Regions from separate parts of the Homo sapiens genome. Here region 1 is linked to region 2. A link is a loop called in an ENCODE intact Hi-C map of the cell type or tissue named here. Cell type or tissue: psoas muscle. All regions are shown on one strand.

What was found. A loop is a pair of places that touch in the nucleus more often than their neighbours do. Peaks named below come from ENCODE experiments on the same cell type or tissue, not always from the same donor. Only the 100,000 strongest peaks of a DNase experiment are listed, where the experiment ranks them.
Region 1: a loop joins it to region 2, with 10 times the contacts of the local background. A loop is called at or near these places in 67 of 110 quality-filtered maps.

The regions. Positions count from the first base shown.
Region 1 is chr6:163,953,704-163,961,703 of GRCh38, reverse strand. All of the region lies in intron 4 of LOC105378102 (a long non-coding RNA gene), which reads right to left. Among named protein-coding and RNA genes, the nearest start is that of QKI, 540 kb to the right of the region's middle. RefSeq lists enhancers at 1-394, 732-1,503. In psoas muscle, a CTCF peak has its summit at 4,886 (motif pointing right); DNase peaks (open chromatin) are centred at 4,903 and 6,388; H3K4me3 peaks cover 1,229 bases; H3K27ac peaks cover 7,195 bases.
Region 2 is chr6:163,178,258-163,186,257 of GRCh38, reverse strand. All of the region lies in intron 4 of PACRG (parkin coregulated), which reads right to left. It overlaps PACRG-AS3 (PACRG antisense RNA 3), which reads left to right. Exons shown (of 4, transcript NR_122120.1): 3 at 1,340-1,433; 4 at 2,701-4,613. Among named protein-coding and RNA genes, the nearest start is that of PACRG-AS3, 9.7 kb to the left of the region's middle. RefSeq lists enhancers at 1-124, 4,767-5,061, 4,691-5,271. In psoas muscle, a CTCF peak has its summit at 4,894; a DNase peak (open chromatin) is centred at 4,877; H3K4me3 peaks cover 964 bases; H3K27ac peaks cover 2,969 bases.

The DNA of each region.
Region 1 (8,000 bases), 780 kb before region 2:
CTAAGCCTCCATTTCCTCATTTCCAGAATGAGGACAATGAAAGTCATTCCCTGAAGGGCAGTCGCCAGGACAAGGGAGGTGGCACCCCAGCCCTGAGCCTGGGCAAACCCCAGCCCCTGCCAGCCCCATCACAGAGGTGCACTGTCTCCAGCACAGTTTAAAAATGCAGCTGTCAGGCTGGGCGCAGTGGCTCATGCCTGTAATCCCAGCACTCTGGGAGGCCAAGACGGGTGGATCACAAGGTTAGGAGTTCCAGACCAGCCTGACCAACATAGTGAAACCCCGTCTCTACTAAAAATACAAAAATTAGCTGGGTGTGGTGGCACGTGCCTTTAATCCCAGATACTTCGGAGGCTGAGGCAGGAGAATCGCTTGAACGAGGGAGGCAGAGTTTGCAGTGAGCCAAGATCGTGCCACTGCACTCCAGCCTGGGCAACAAGAGGGAAACTCCAACTTAAAAAAAAAAAAAAAATGCAGGTGTCACAGAAGCTTTTCCAAATTTCTAAGTTTTAAAAACAACAGTTGGGCATGTAAGAAATACAAGCTCTACCTTTTTTTTTTTTTTTAATGTCAGAGCAAATAAAAGAATGGCAGTGAGAACTCCTTGCATCATTTCTCCCACCTTTTCATCCCCAGTGACAGTGAAATGATAGAGCAGCACTCACGGCACATCCTTTGGGCAGGTTTTGTAGCCCCCAAAGCTGAAAACGGAGGGTGAGAGAGTCCCAGGTTACTGGCTGGTGCCAGGTGCCCCAGAAGCTTATGTATCCTCCTCACACCCCACCACCCCCAAGAATGAGGCCACAGCAGCTCCCAGCCCTGCACACGTTGGAGACACCAAAAGTTTCTTCTCCCTCCTGGTCTTCAGACAAAGCCTGCACGGAGTGGGAAAGGAGATGACAGGGATCACCAACAGAAAATGCCTCAGGGCTAATTAATGAGCACCACGGAAGGGGCACCAGAAGGCATTTGCCATATTTAGTCTCCAAAAATCAAGGAAAAGGAGAAAGTTGCTTTCTGAAAAAGTACCGTGGTTTAGTGGTTCATTTCTGCACTGCATAAGCTCATGGAGCTCCTGGGCACGTGAGAATAAAGCCCTCCTTACTTTATTCTGTCAATAAGAGCTAAATTACACACAAGTGTGTAAGGAGTGGAACGTAGAAGAGAGGGAGGACGAGGAACGGGCATGGCTGAGGGGCCCGCCGTGCACCCAGCACACCCCAGGTGGCCCCACAAGGTGCTATGACCCTCTCAGCCCAGGAGCGGAGAGGAGCCGGGTTGGAACCCAGCCTTCCTGACTCCAGCGTCAGGATTCTTCCTGCTCCTCCATGCCAGCCAGGGAAAGGCAGCTCAGAGTGTCCTGATTCAGGGCTGGGAGAAACGCAGCGCACCCAGGAGCATGTCCCGGGGCCAAGGCTCCAATCCTTGCAGAGACAAAGAATCTGGATTAAATACAAATGACCCAGTTCAATCAATCCCTGGCATTCACTGAGAATTCAGGAAACAAATCTAAAACAGAACAACAAAGAACTGATATAATTGCCACGATGAAGCTGGGGCTGCAGGGATTACCTCTGTGGAATTAAGGGAAGCTGATAAGATTCTCCTCCTCCATAAGGATTATTACAAGAGCGATTGGTAAGGTCTGTTATTTTACAGAAAAATGGGTTTTGAACATGTTCTTCAGATTGTAGTGCTAAATCTCCAGGGCGTGTGACTGGAGCTTCTGTTGGAATGACATTTTTATTCATTCAGGAAGCATTTATTAAACACTGACTAAGAATAGCTCGCAATCCCAAGGAAACAGGAGAAAGCTAGGGAGTGAGCCCTCAGCGAGCTTCCCGATGTTGGGTAGATGACACGCGTGGAGGGAGGGGGCACAACACGGAGTGAGTGCCCACATGTGAGCACGGAAGAGAGCAGCCAAGGTGCAGTCCCTGCCAGCCCGAGCTGGGGGCCTCGTGAAGGAGGCAGGCCTGGAGCTCGCTGGAACAGAGGGGCTCCCACTCAGGGTCAGGAGATTCCAGGAAGGAGCTGTCCTGCTCAGTGGGCCGGGTGCCAGTAGCGGAACCCCGAGCAACAGCTCAGTCGCTGGGATTTAAAGGGGACACATTGGGGCCCCTGAAGGCTGCTGTGGACTTTCCCAGAGAAAGTCCCAGGTATCTGTGAAGGTGATGTTGGAATCAATCTCAGTGTTAAAGTAAAAAGAATCAGGTTTCTTGACGATAAAAATAATTGCCAGCAGGACTCAGTTCACACCTGTAATCCCAGCACTTTGGGAGGCTGAGGTGGGAGGATTACTTGAGCCCAGGAGTTCAAGGCCAGCCTGGGCAACATAGTGAAACTCCGTCTCTATGCAAAAAAATACAAAATTTAGCCTGGCCTGGTGGTATGCACCTGCAGTCCCAGCTACCTGAAAGGCTGAGATGGGAGGATCACCTCAGTCCAGGATTGTTGAGGCTGCAGTGAGCCATGCATGATTGCACACTGTACTCCAGCCAGGGAGACAGAGCAAGACCCTGTCCCAGAAGAGAGAGAGAATATTGCCATTTATGTTACATTTCTTCGACTCAGAATAAAAGTCTTTTTATAAAATCCTGCGCATTTTGTCAGAGTCCAAGTGAATTAGAATTAGGGTGGCCAAATTTAGTAAATAACAACAGAGGATGCCCAGTTAAATTTGAACTTCAGATAAGTAGGGAATACTTTTTTAGTAGCAGCATGTCCCAAACATGGCCAGGGTGTTCGTATTTTGTCTGGAAACTCTACTTGCAAGCAGGAGGCAGGAGCTAGACATCAGCAAGAATTCCAGGATTGGTGGGACTTGCATTGCATTGAACAAGAGAGCAGCATGAGGAAGCCCACAGTGCCGGGGGCCTAACAGGAATTCCCCATTCTTTTGAAATGTGTCATATTCAAAGTCACCAGAAGTTTTCTGTTTGAAGGAATTGAATACGTTTTTGGAGTAGAGAGTATTTCTGTAATGGGAAGAAACAATTATCTAATAAATATGCTTAACAATGTTTGTGGATTTTATTTAAATCAAATATCTACATATTGCATTTTCTTAAAGGGACTCGGGGAAAGAAAGCGGTTTGAACAGTAAGACTGCAAAGTCCTGAAAGAGGTTACTTGAAGCAATTGGGAAATCCTGAAAGCACCTATCTGGAAGCTTTGGCTGAGACCAGGCCCAGAAGGACAGACAGACAGCACGTTCCTCTCCGGCTCTGTCCTTCTGCAGGGAAACTGAAGATGGGTGTGTTTTGACCCAGAATCCGCAGGGTTAGAGTTGAATTTTACAAATCACTTCAGGATGCAGCGTTGAGACGGAAGACTTAGGATTGGAGAATTAATTTTCTCTTCCTCCTGAGTAAAGCAGCTCTTCCTAAAGCTGAGAATCTTAGCAGAATGAATAAACCAAATGGCAGCAGTCCGGTAAGCACTGTATGACCCTAATCATTCTGACCATTTTGTACCACGTTTTACAGTGGCCTGATTAAATAGGAGAGAATCCACGTGACATGGTGCTCCTGAGAACAAAGCTAAAGTATGCCAATCAAACCATGTGCCCTGGAGGAAAAACTTGGGGCACTCTCTTCTAGCAGCTAATAAAAAATAGGACAACACTTGAATTCTACACGGAGAACTGTTTCTTACATTTAGTTGATACAGTAAGAAGTAACCAGCTACAGAGAAATCACAAGATCTGGATTAGACCAGAACATTTGTTTATTAAAATGTAATTTAAGTAATCAGAACCTTGTGAATGTTTCAAACTGGAAACCCTAGAAAATCTAAGTTTTCTCATGAGATATTTTCTAGTAAACACTTCCATTGCCCAGTCACACCTATAAAGTGAGTATGCACCTGTGTATGATCCCATAAGAGCACTTTTAAAGTAACAAAACCACTATAATATGAAGAGTAATATGATAATTTCCTTTTCAAACACTGATTTTATGAGAAGCGCTTGATCCCAAAATACCTGTATGAGACCAGCTCACTCTTTCCTACATAGAATCAATACTTTATTGGCCTATAAATCTAAGATGCATATAATTCTTAAGTCTTCTTTTCAAACACTGCTAACTGTTAAAGTATGTCCATTAAAACTAAGGAAAAATCATTTTTATAAAATATGGATGAACCTATGTCTAAACGAAGATATTCATAAAGATAGCACAAAAAATGAGCCAAGACTCAAATGAATAAAAACTTCCCTGACTATCCAAGTGCCAAGCATTGTGTCTCTCAGCATTAGAATATTAAGAAATAGCCTTCCCGCAGTTGTATGTACAGTGGTATAATTAGAATAAAATTGAAGTATTCTTTGAAACAGAAGCCTTAGAAAAATGAGTGAAGAACATCAGTGGATTTCCTAAACTGATATTCTGCGAAGCACTCTTCCAAAAACATTAATAAATGTGCCACAAAATAAATGCCCATGGTCAAACAAGTTTAGGAAAAACTCTGTTGTACAAAATGCACTTTTCATATTAAAGGCACTGAGAAGTTCTGCAACAAAGAATCATGTTTAATTGTATTTAATCCACCATTTCCAAAATTTGAAATGAGAAAATATAATACCCACCCCACTGCTGGCATACCTTTTATTAACCAAAAGAATCATTTCTTAGGAAATTCTAATTTGAGAAACAATAGATCGTTTAAAGAGATCTGGTATTTGCCTTTCTTACCCAAACTTTCAAAAGGAAAGGAAGTGTATTGAAAAAATAATTTGAGGTTTTATTGACTCATGCTGTCAGTCGAATGCTTTCTGTCCATTTTTTTCACGAATTGGGTATATTCCAGCCTCCTGGTCTCCCAGCCTTGGGGAGTGACCTTCCGTTTCCAGGGGAAATACAGGTGCCCAGAACTTCCAGCAGGGGGCTCTGTCCGCTAGCACTGACTGTGAAGGACTCAAAGCTGGTTCAAGGTTAAGATGGCTCAACAAGTGACGAGCCAGAAATGTCATCTGGCCACTAGGACGCCGCATTATGAAAGTGTGATCATGGTTCAAGAACGTTGCCATGAGGAAAATCTGTGCACGGAATTACTATTATTAGGTTTTATCGTGTGTGCATTTTCAAACATAGTAAGACAGCCCAAAAGGGAAAAAGTAGAACAAGCCAAAAAGTATTTTAAAAAAATAATTATCCAATTATAGGGCTCCTGTTGAAAATATTAAAAGAACTTAAAAGTTTCCCTACATGGTTGACAACTCAAGTATGCCCACTTTCTATCAAAAATAATGCAGAAAATACAAAATGCGAGAGAAAAGTTGAAAATAAATGGAAATAAACTACTTCCATTGAAACAAGGGACAAATATAACTCTTCAGAAATAATGTCTGCAAATGAGAGAAGCACATTGTTTTGAGGAAGCTGTATTTTGATGATGTTCACCCCTATAATCTGGATTATTTTTTCTTAAACTCTTTCTTCCATATCCCCAACATCCACCTTCTCCAGAAGGGATCAAACCAAAGCAAAAACGTGCTGTAAAAGATTTACAAATTAAATTGCTAAAGAATGGAAAATACTTGATTTAAGGTGAAAGCCGCACCACTTTAGCCAGAAGAGTTGGAAAGATGACAAATAAAGTGGCCAAGCAAGAAGATCAAAGGTGCAAAATAGACTTAATGGACACACACAGCTTTCTGCCCTTCCTTTAGTTGCCAGGGATGGTGGCTTATTGAAGGCATACGTAGTATTCCCACTGGGAGAGAAATGTGCAGCATGACAGGTGCAAGTGGCTAGTAAATTACGGCATTTGCAGGAGAGAGGAACACTTTATTCCCTCCCAAGCCTTAGGAGAGTGTATACATAACACACCCCTCATGGGTAAGACAATCAAACGTGGCCATTCTCTTGTTGAAATGCCACAACTATCTCTATAAATAATCCAAAAGAGAAAAGCAAATAGACCACACACTGATTTTCATGTACTCATGTGTTGCTTCTGAGAACATGATTACTTTTATCCTATGTTTTGATCTTACTAAGGATCAATGTTATATAAAGGTGTTATTTCCACATAGCCAGTACTTTTATGTACTTTTCATTTTCCCCAGGAAAGCTACTATTGGAATGGGTACATGATGTACACTGTAAAGTTTTGGCAGGAGGCAGAATTGCAGGGGGATACAATGTAATGTACGTAAATGATAATACCAAGCATTTGCGCTTAGATTGGGTCTCAGTCTTTTCATTGGAAATGTGACTTCAGGGAAGAGAAGCTGAAGAATGTCCATTCCTCTGGGCATACCTCATGCAAGCAAGGCTCTGCAGACCATGTGGTGACTATTTCTAGCAGCTAATGATGAGGATCGGGGTGGAATAACAGAGCTCTGACTAAAGGGGAGAGGCGGAGCCCCAAGACGCATTCACAGAGCCACTTGCCACTCACCCATCCCATAGCTGACCAAGCCCCGCCTGGAGGGCTTTGAGACAAAATGTAATTCTCTGGAGTTTATGTCACTGAATTAGTGGAAACTAAGAGCTAAAAGCAAACAATTGCTCCATAGAATCAGACCAGCATGGAATTTTCAGAGTATCCTAAATATCAGCCAGCAACAGAAGTTTGTTGGCAAATACCTCACTACTGACTCTTTGAGAGAATAAAGCCGTGATAGCTAGGATTTGCCAATTTCCATGGTGTAAATGCTCCCACATGGCCAACTGCAAGCCACCAATGTGAGGTCACTGGATGCAGAGCTGGGAATAAATATGTTCCAATGACACTTGGGAGCAGGTCTATGCACAGTACGGGGCACAAACAGAGGCTCCAGAGGCCCAGAGAAGGTGAGTTAAGGTAGATCTAAATTTCCAAGCAGTCTTCCAGGTTCCAAGTCCAGGGCACTTTGTTAAAACACAAAAATCATTTGGTTTAGGAAGCCTTGGCCCCACGCTGGAATGGCTTCTCTTTGTTACATATTAGGATTCGTTTAAGACAGATATCTAAAAGGCATTTTGATGTTTGTGAAACTCCACAAGCAAAACTGCCTTTCATTTAAAAATTAGTTTTAGCTATCTTAAATATAACTTTTCTACAGCAAACCATACACTCTCATTCAGTCGTTTCTACGAGGATTTTTCTGAGAGCACTCCAGAGAAATACTGAAAAACACACCCAACACTTAGCACTGTACATTCTCTTGGCAGAATCTGGATGACGTATATTCAGTAAATCTTCAAGCATTTTTTTTTTTGCCTCTTTCACCCCATACTACCAGAGTTAATTTTAACTTCACCTTTTTCTCCCCCAATTTGTTCTCACAGCATCATTATCTCTGAATCAGAACCCTTCTACAGTAAAGGACAGGGAGGCACTGTGCTGAGGACTAGATGGGGTGGGGGAGGGCAGAAGAACAGCAGGAGCCTCCAGAAGCTGTCCTTAACCCCTGGCCTGTGTTCTCAAAACCGATGCTTGGGTCTAAGCCACCTCCATCTGTTTCCATGGGCTTCTATCCTCTTGTCTCTTAGTGCCATGTAAAAATGAAATTTCTTCTTATGCCCATAAGTTATAAAGCTCTTATGTGGCCATATGAACTTCAAAGCATTTAAATTTCTTATGGATCTTATGTGATTAAATGTGTGGCATCCTGAATAATGAATATGAGGGTAACAAAAGTGGTACTGTTGAGAAAGACATTTATAATGGCTCTAAGATACAGTATCAAACACTTAGTCTGGACCAATAAGATCTTGATAATATGTTTCTTTTTTTAAGTTTTAACCAAGGGTCACCAATGACAGAAAAATTTATAATAAACCACTTCCAAACAATGAATATCTTAGATGAACAAAGCTGAAAGAATTTCAGATTCCCAATTCATCTTTTTACGATTCATGCTGTTTCTCAGTTTATTTTATGACTTCAAACAGAGGAGTGAATGGAAATAATTCGGTTATTTTTATCTCTGTGCCTCTGAGGCTGTCCTGTACTCTCAAACACATTTTGTGCTTCAAAAAAATCTCAAGAGTTGCAAATATTCCAAA
Region 2 (8,000 bases):
TTGCAGCCAGCAGGCTATGTTGGGGTCCACCCCTTGGCTCCATTCTTGGGGGAAGGGGGAAATCTGAAAGCCTGCCAGAGAAAAGGCCACACAACGAAGCCCCCTGGCTAGGCAGCCCACTATGCAGATTCTATAAGGGGGCAGTGCCTGCGTCTCAGAGGGTGCCTGCAAGCTGAGCTGAGAGTTAAGTGAAGGCCAGCAGAAAGGCCCAGTCACTGTTTAAAGAAGCCCTGTGACATATAGGCTGGACCAAAACAGAGAGAGGAGGGGGCACGCCCTCCCCCACTCACTGCCTGGGAGTGCTGGGGTGATTTGCTGGGGCTTAGAGTAGATGGGGGTGGGGTCAGCAGTGGGAGAGGAGACACAGGGAAGCAGCTCTGGAGCTCAATGCAGCAAAATTCTCCCGATGCACAACCTGCTGAGAGGCATCCCTACTGGACCCATGAGGCAGTCTGGGGCTCAGGATCAGGACATTACACGGAGATACAGAGAAATAAAGAGCATTTAATTTTGGCCTTCAATTATGCCCCTGTGAAGTTCATGCCCACCACAACTGCAACTAAGCTAAGGTGGTCGCTTGCATTTTGTGTGGGATTAAATTGATGATGCCGCGATTTCCTCCAGCATCTTATCTCAGGCATCGGGAACTAATCTGCAGCAGGGCCACCATTTATATTGTGGGCACTCAATTTGTTCTTTTTCTTAACGAATTCTTTGATTATCTAATACTTTCCTTTAAAATGGCTTATATATTTGCAGTGAAATTTACCAAGTGTTGAAGTAACAGTAACATCTTTAAGTCCTGTTAATTTGAAAAATGTAGATTTCCTATGACAACCCTGAACTGTCCTGGAACTTTACTCATGCTGAACTTCAGGACATCTTATTAAGCTGGATCCATGTTATAGAAATTACGTGGATTGTTTTATCACAATGTCCCCTGATCTTTCTTTCTTAGCTTAATTTTCTACTACAATCCAGGCTTGTTTTGGCCAATTGTTCCCACTTGCTTTTATCGGTAAAAAAACAATTGTGATGACTCCCAGCGTACGGCTGCACTCCTCCTCCATCTTTCTCTCTGTGGTGCCATGTGCAGAGGTGCCTGGAGTGTGGTTAGATCCTTTCCCCATCCCTGGCTACAAACAGCAGTATTTGCTTCTGCCCTATATGGTGGTGTGCTAAATTAATTACTTTTTGGTTTCTGCTAATTAATTGCATTGGTGTTCTGGCTTCAGCCTTCCTGGCCTTGCAGGTATCATGCCATGAAAACAAAACAAAACAAATCTTCCATGATCTGGCCTAATTTCTACTGCTTGTCCCATTTCCATTTGCCCACCAGGTCTCTGAATGTAACCAAATTGTTCTCCTCTTATCATTCCCATTCACTGGTGTACTTGTTTGTGGAGCCTGCAGAACTGCCTTTTTCAAGAATGGTGAGCTTTCTCTCTCTTTTTGTGTCTCTGGGTGCCTGTACGTAGGTTTCTTTATATTAATGCCTGAAGTAGGCAAAGTTGCATTTCTTTATGTTGCTAACCTTTCTCGTGCAGTGCGGCAGGACAGCAAGCAACCCAAGGCTCTGAGTTAACTCCTCTCAAACACAGGGATATTCTTAGGAGCTCATAGCACCTGTACCACTTAGAACAATTAGAGACATTCAAGCTAGTATGGCCAATACGAACATTGTTTATGTGCTTCCTTTTTCGATTTGGGTTTTCGAAGCCCTTAGTAATTCTTAGTGAAATGGAATAAATAGAATTGCACCATTATTTAGGCACCGCTTTTTTCTAGCAATTTCCATTCCAATTGGACACTGAAAATTTCACCATAATTTGTCATGGCCACATGAAATGTTATCAGGGGCAGTGTTACTGAGCTAGTATGGACAGTATAAAGAGATGCACTGTCTTTAATGTAGCATTAAAGAAACAATTTATGTACAGGATTTACCAGACTCTTAAGTAGACCTAAACTGAACAAGAAATGCTACTTTAAAACTTCCAGTTACTCTATGTTCTATTATCTATGCATCCTGCATATTAGCACTGGGGTAAATTTCTTAAGGAACCGAGCACAAGGAGCTAAATTTGCACATTGATTTTTGTCTTTTATCTGCAGCTTAAGGCTAATTTAAAAGGATGGTGAGGAGATTCTATTTTCAACTGGCTGAAGTTCAATAAGAATAAAATAAAACACTGTTGTAGCAAACTCTTTCACAGTGGAAGTTTGGCAAAGCTAAATCTCATTCCTTTCGATGTGCTCCAGTACAGCCAAAATACTGTTCCAGTGAGTAAGACACCCATTAGAGTGATGAGCTTCCTACAGAACAAGAATCTCTCCATATTTTATTTTAAACCAAACCAGTGTTGCATTGCTTTGTATTAAGAATCCAAAAGGAAATATTGTGTAATACAATCAGTAAAAAACCTACAGTTTCGTTACAGTTATATTTTTATCATTGGCCTGCGTTTTCCTAATTTCAGAAGTATACGTGATCATTTTAGATACAGGAAATGACTTCTTTTAATTTTTCTTGTAGTGAAAGTTTTACAATTCTTTAGTCAAGCCTACTGATTAGCTTAAAAACCCTAATAAAAGGAGTGACCACACATACATCTCTGTAGGTATAAATCAAGGTTGGGAAATTTTAAAGGTGCATTTCTTTTTCTTCCTTTTTTTTTTCTTTAACCCTATGTCTTCTAGGCAGCTTGGCCTCTAAATCTGCTTCCCACTGATGGGAAGAGCTGACAGAAGCTTTAGAGAGGCACAGGGTGAGTTCCTAAAACCAGAGTCAACACACACTCTTCATCTGTTTTGTGCTTCACTCCCTGCTCATCTTCCTAAAACACTGAGTTTGGTCATATCATGTCCTACAAGTTGTCAATGATTTCCCATGATCTTGTCTTCAGGATAAAGTTCCTTAGTCAAAAGCAATGAAGACCTGACCTAATCTGTAAGGCAAAATCAACACTTTTTAGCCTGGCCTTCCATGCCCTTCCATGCCCTTCGAGCCCCCAGAGCACCCATGGCAGTCCATCTCTCTCTACTTGTCCAGAGGGACACTCTCTTAGAGCCAGTGGCTCCTACTCACGGTTCCCCGAACACGTCGTGGGAATGTTTGCCTTCATACCTTCCCAGATCATTTTCCTGATCTCAGACACCCTCCGTCCTCATTCATTCACTCTTCAATTGTCCAACAAATATTTGTTGCTCATGCAACCTGGATCACCCACATAGTTTCAAGACTGCATCTTCTAAACTATTTAAATCCTATCCATTCTTCAAGAAATGTTTCATGACGCTTCCTTAACTGCTAAGGACCCGCAGATTCTCTTCCTCTTGGGACTCACACACTGACTCATCTCCCGATCTTTTGGTGCTCAGCAAAGTGGAGGCTTCTGTTTTGGACTTAGAGTCAAGACCATTAAATAAGACTATGCTCTAAAAAGTACACCTCCGTGGCCCGGAACGAGTGAATTAACATCTATGAGTTTCCATTTCCTTGTCTATAAAATTGTGAAATTGCAACTTAAGATTAGTTCTGAAGATTAAATGAGGTAACATAGGTGAAAATGCTACATTTATGTAAGAAATTACTCTTTCATAAGGATGTCAATGTTTAAATACGCATTTTCTCAATTTTGTTAATGAAATACTTTGAAATTCTTTTTTCTAATGAAACCTGCTGAATGTAAAAGAGACCCGTACTAAAGAAAGATACCACATGAAGCACCAAGGGTCTCTTTCTGGATCTATCATGACTCTTGTGACTGTTTCAGCAGCACAGAAATTAAAGGCGATTGTTATTCTGGAGGAAGACAATGAGTCTCATCTATATCTTGTTTGGGTTGATTTTGTAAACAGAACATTCCAAAGATCATTCTTGCCTTTTGTTTCCACTGAGAACTAGAATAAAGTAAAACAAACTATCAATTTAAGGAAAGCCTCGAAATTGTTAGCAATTTCTTCAGTAACTTTCATCCATCAACTGATTTTATGAACACAAATTTGCAGAAATGGGCAAGAAAAACTACTTAACTCATTGGTGGGAAGCAGTGGGCTCTCTAAGGAGGGAGAGATAGCAGTGATTTCACCACCGGACCGTGGAACACAAAGAGCCTGGAAGAGTCTATCACTTTCAACTGAAACCGCAAGAAGAACTAAGTAGGTTAAGCCCTAAGAATGTTCCTAGGTAACCTACTTGAGTTGAAATTTGACTAAGAATCCTTACACCCTACCTAAGAGAGGTAACGCTATTAGGATCGGAAGTGATTGGAAGCTTTGTTTCAGATCTCGTCCAAAAGGGAGAACGGTCAATGACAAAGCTGCTGTGAATAGTATTCTGGGGGCGTGGTGGAACCCCGATTCACTGCTATCTCCCGAATCAGCAACTTGACAGAGCGCGCCTCCCGGGCCTTGGAAGCCTTCCATTCCGAGCTGGCTGGGTGGGACTCAGGTTTTACGGTATGCTGGACTTTTTCCCCGTGAGTTAAAACACATTTATAGTAACTAAGTGGTTAATGATGAGAAAAAACCCCAAACTACTGTACTAATAATCAACCTCTGCTATTTGGTTTGTAAAAAACAAAAATACATCTATAAAAAGGGTTGGCCGGAGATGTGTCTGTATTTTTTTTTTTTTTTTTTTTTTTTTTTGCCACCTCAAGCAAATAATCTCTGATTCTCCCCTGTCCATGAGGACCCATTTCCAGGGGCAAATCCTCTGGGGGTGGACTTGTCCTTGGAAGGGGGAGGGGAGGGCCGCTGGCACGAGACACAGAGACTGGGAACAAGTTCACAGTGTTCATCTCCGGGGACTCACAGAAGAATGGAGAATTGGCTCTTTCATCTCCAGCCCCGGCACTGCTTTTCACTGCCCCTGAGCCTCTGCTGTCCCCAAGCGGCCGTCTGTATCACAGAGGTGGCCACAGAGATCGGGGCTGAGTGTGTGGGTCAAAGTTCCTAGGCTGCCTGTTTCAGGAGGTTGCATCACGTATTCTTTAACCCTTCCTTTGCAAGATAGCCCGAGGTATGGGAGTAAAATGGTCAGGCAAGTAGGTTTCAGGGTCAGTCTGACTCGGTTTCAGACCCTGGTTCCAGCGATAGTTATCAATGTGGCAGCAGGATCCCTCAGCCCCTTCTATCCCACACAGGTGCCCGCACAGCTGAATAGATGGTTTAGTGCTGCTTTGGTATCCGGAGAAGGCTGTTAACCTGAAGAGTTAGAGACACTCAGGCTGAGGTTGACCTATCTGGGTTCACACCCTGGCTCTGTCATTTGCAATCTGAGTGACTCTGGGTCAATGTCATAACTGTACGGAGCCCCAGCTTTCAAATACATGAAATGAGAATGAAAACGCCAAGCGGGTGAAACACACACAACGCTCGGTGCCTGGTGACTCCAGGAGACGCAGCGTTTGCTGTTAATAATTAGTGAATAATTTTTGAGAAAAGAAACATAAAATCAGATTTTTTGCCCATTTTTTTAACCTAAAGAAACAGTGCCTTTTTGGCCTCTACATGTTTGAAGAACCAAATAAGTGGCTCATAAGAGTAAAGGAATTAAACTGCTTTTTTTTTGTAACCATACAAAAAACCCCTCTTAAACTCAATGAATTTTTATTTTTATTTTTTTTGAGACAGAGTATCACTGTTGCCCAGGCTAGAGTACAGTGGCGTAATCATAGCTCACTGCAGCCTTGAATTCCTGGGCTCAAGCGATCCTCCTGCCTCAGCCTCCCGAAGTGCTGGGATGACAAGTGTGAGCCACTGCACCTGGTCCTCATTGAAACTTTTTAGCAGTGTTTTCCATACTCTATTTATTATAGGTGTATGATAATCTATGTAACAACCTATGCAAACTCATTCAGTGCACAGTATACAAGCTGTGTCTCGAACTAGTTAGTAGAACATCTTGTGAAGGCTTCGTGATATTTTAACGAACATACTTGTCACTAAACACAAATGGAGAGAACTGTTCATCTTCACAAGGATCAGCTCGGTGAGGGACTCACTCCTGGCTTTCTACTGGAGAAGTGGGCGTGCCTAGGAAATGCATCAAAACCAGAATCTCTAGCACAAAGCTCAGTCTCTTAAACAGAGATGCTGGTCAGCAGCCACAGCAAAACCCAAAATTATGTATGGCTTGGAAAGGATCACAATGACCAGAGCTGATCACTGGATAATGCAAGTAATTTCAAAGTCAATGTCGTCTTCAGAAAGACCACTTCAAGTCAGTGTAACCACTGGATAAACTACACAGGTAATAGCCAGCCAGGCATGTGTCCAGCACACAGGAACCTCCCAGGAGGGCTCGGCTGGGACACTGGACGGGGTGCCTGGCGGTTCCTGCCTGTGTGGCCTCGGGCAAGGAGACTTGCTGGTCTGGTCTGCGAGAATGTCATCTGTAAGTGAACGGGGGAGAATGAGACAGTAACTCAGAGCTTATACTTGGATCCCACCATAACACTTATAAAGGCTTACAGAGTGGATGGGAACTCATAGGCCATGCAAGAAAACTAGTGATGTAAGAAAATTTTTTTTTTTTTTTTTTGAGACAGATCTTGCTCTCTTGCTCCGGCTGGAGTGCAGTGGCACAATCTGGCTCACTGCAGCATCAAACTGCCAGGCTCAGATATCTGATTCTCCCATCTCGGCCTCCCGAGTAGCAGGGACTACAGGCACGTGCCAACACACCTGGATTACTTTTGAATTTCTTTTATAGAGACAGGGTTTCACCATGTTGCCCAGGCTGGCCTGGAACTCCTTCCCGGGCTGAAGCAATCCACCTTCATCAGCCTCCCAAAGTGTTGGGATTACAAGCGTGAGCCACCACGATTTGCCAGAAGTTTTTTTTTTTTTTTTTTAATTTAAAGAACACCAAATGAGTAGGTTGAAGCCAGGCTGCTCTGGGAATTCTGTGCCTCGTCTTGGGAGCAGTGGCTCAGCAAGGTGCAGGTGTGGTGGGAAGGAAGGCTGAGTTCCCCCAGCTGCCGCCTCCTTTCTGTCTCGCTTGTTGGCAGGAGAACCTACGGAGGAGCCCAGCCTCCAAGATAAGACGCACATGTGAGGAGCAGCGGACATCAGTGTGAGCCAAGCTACAAAGCTTTCCACTATAAAACCACGGTCCATGCCCAAAAAGGAAACCCACCATTGAAACCTAAGCTTCTTTTTGATTAAGTCCTGTGTGGTAAATATCAGTGACTTATTTCATCAGCCTGAAAATTCAGCTCATCACAAATGAAAAGTAAAAACTTTAATTCTATAAAAGGAGATAAAATTCAGCCTTTTTAAAGAAAGAGCTCTATCAACCCGAATAGGAATTGTTACTTGTAATTTAATCAAAATTCACTTATATTACCTGAGTGCTTTATTTTTGAATGGCAACTTAAAATACACCAGAGAGACTGAATTCCATGACCATCAGTGCCTACAGAATGCCAGATACTGTACCTAGTTCTTGCTTTTCTGTGGTGGGTGTGGGGAAGTTTGAGAAACCGGGTGCTGGATGTGATGGCAGCCACCGGGGAGCCTGGCAAGGCAGCTTCTCCTAGCAGTTTCATTAATGTTGTAGCATTAATGTAAAGATTAAGTTTGGCCGCATGTAACAGAAAATTCAACATAATACTGGCTTAGGTAAGACAGGTGTTTAATTTCTCTCCTGTCAGAAAAAGTCCAGAAGGAAGCAACCAGGCTACCATAAAGTGCAACGGCTCTATGAAGTCAGAGAAGAACGGGGCTTCTCCTACTTTAATACTAAAGTTTCCTGCATGTGTCTGTGTCTCAAGATTACTCCATAGCCAAAGGTGGCTGCCGGAGCCCGGGCCTTCTCGTTTGAGTTCCAGGCTGCAGGAAGGAGAAGGAAAGGACAAAAGATCCGCCCCTGCCAGTTGGAGTCTACGCAGCACTTCCCCTTGTCCCTCTGACCATAAGATCAGCACGTCCGTGCCACGCCGAGCTGTGAGGGTGGCTGAGAGCTAGTCTTGTTGCTGAGGGTGGTGCCC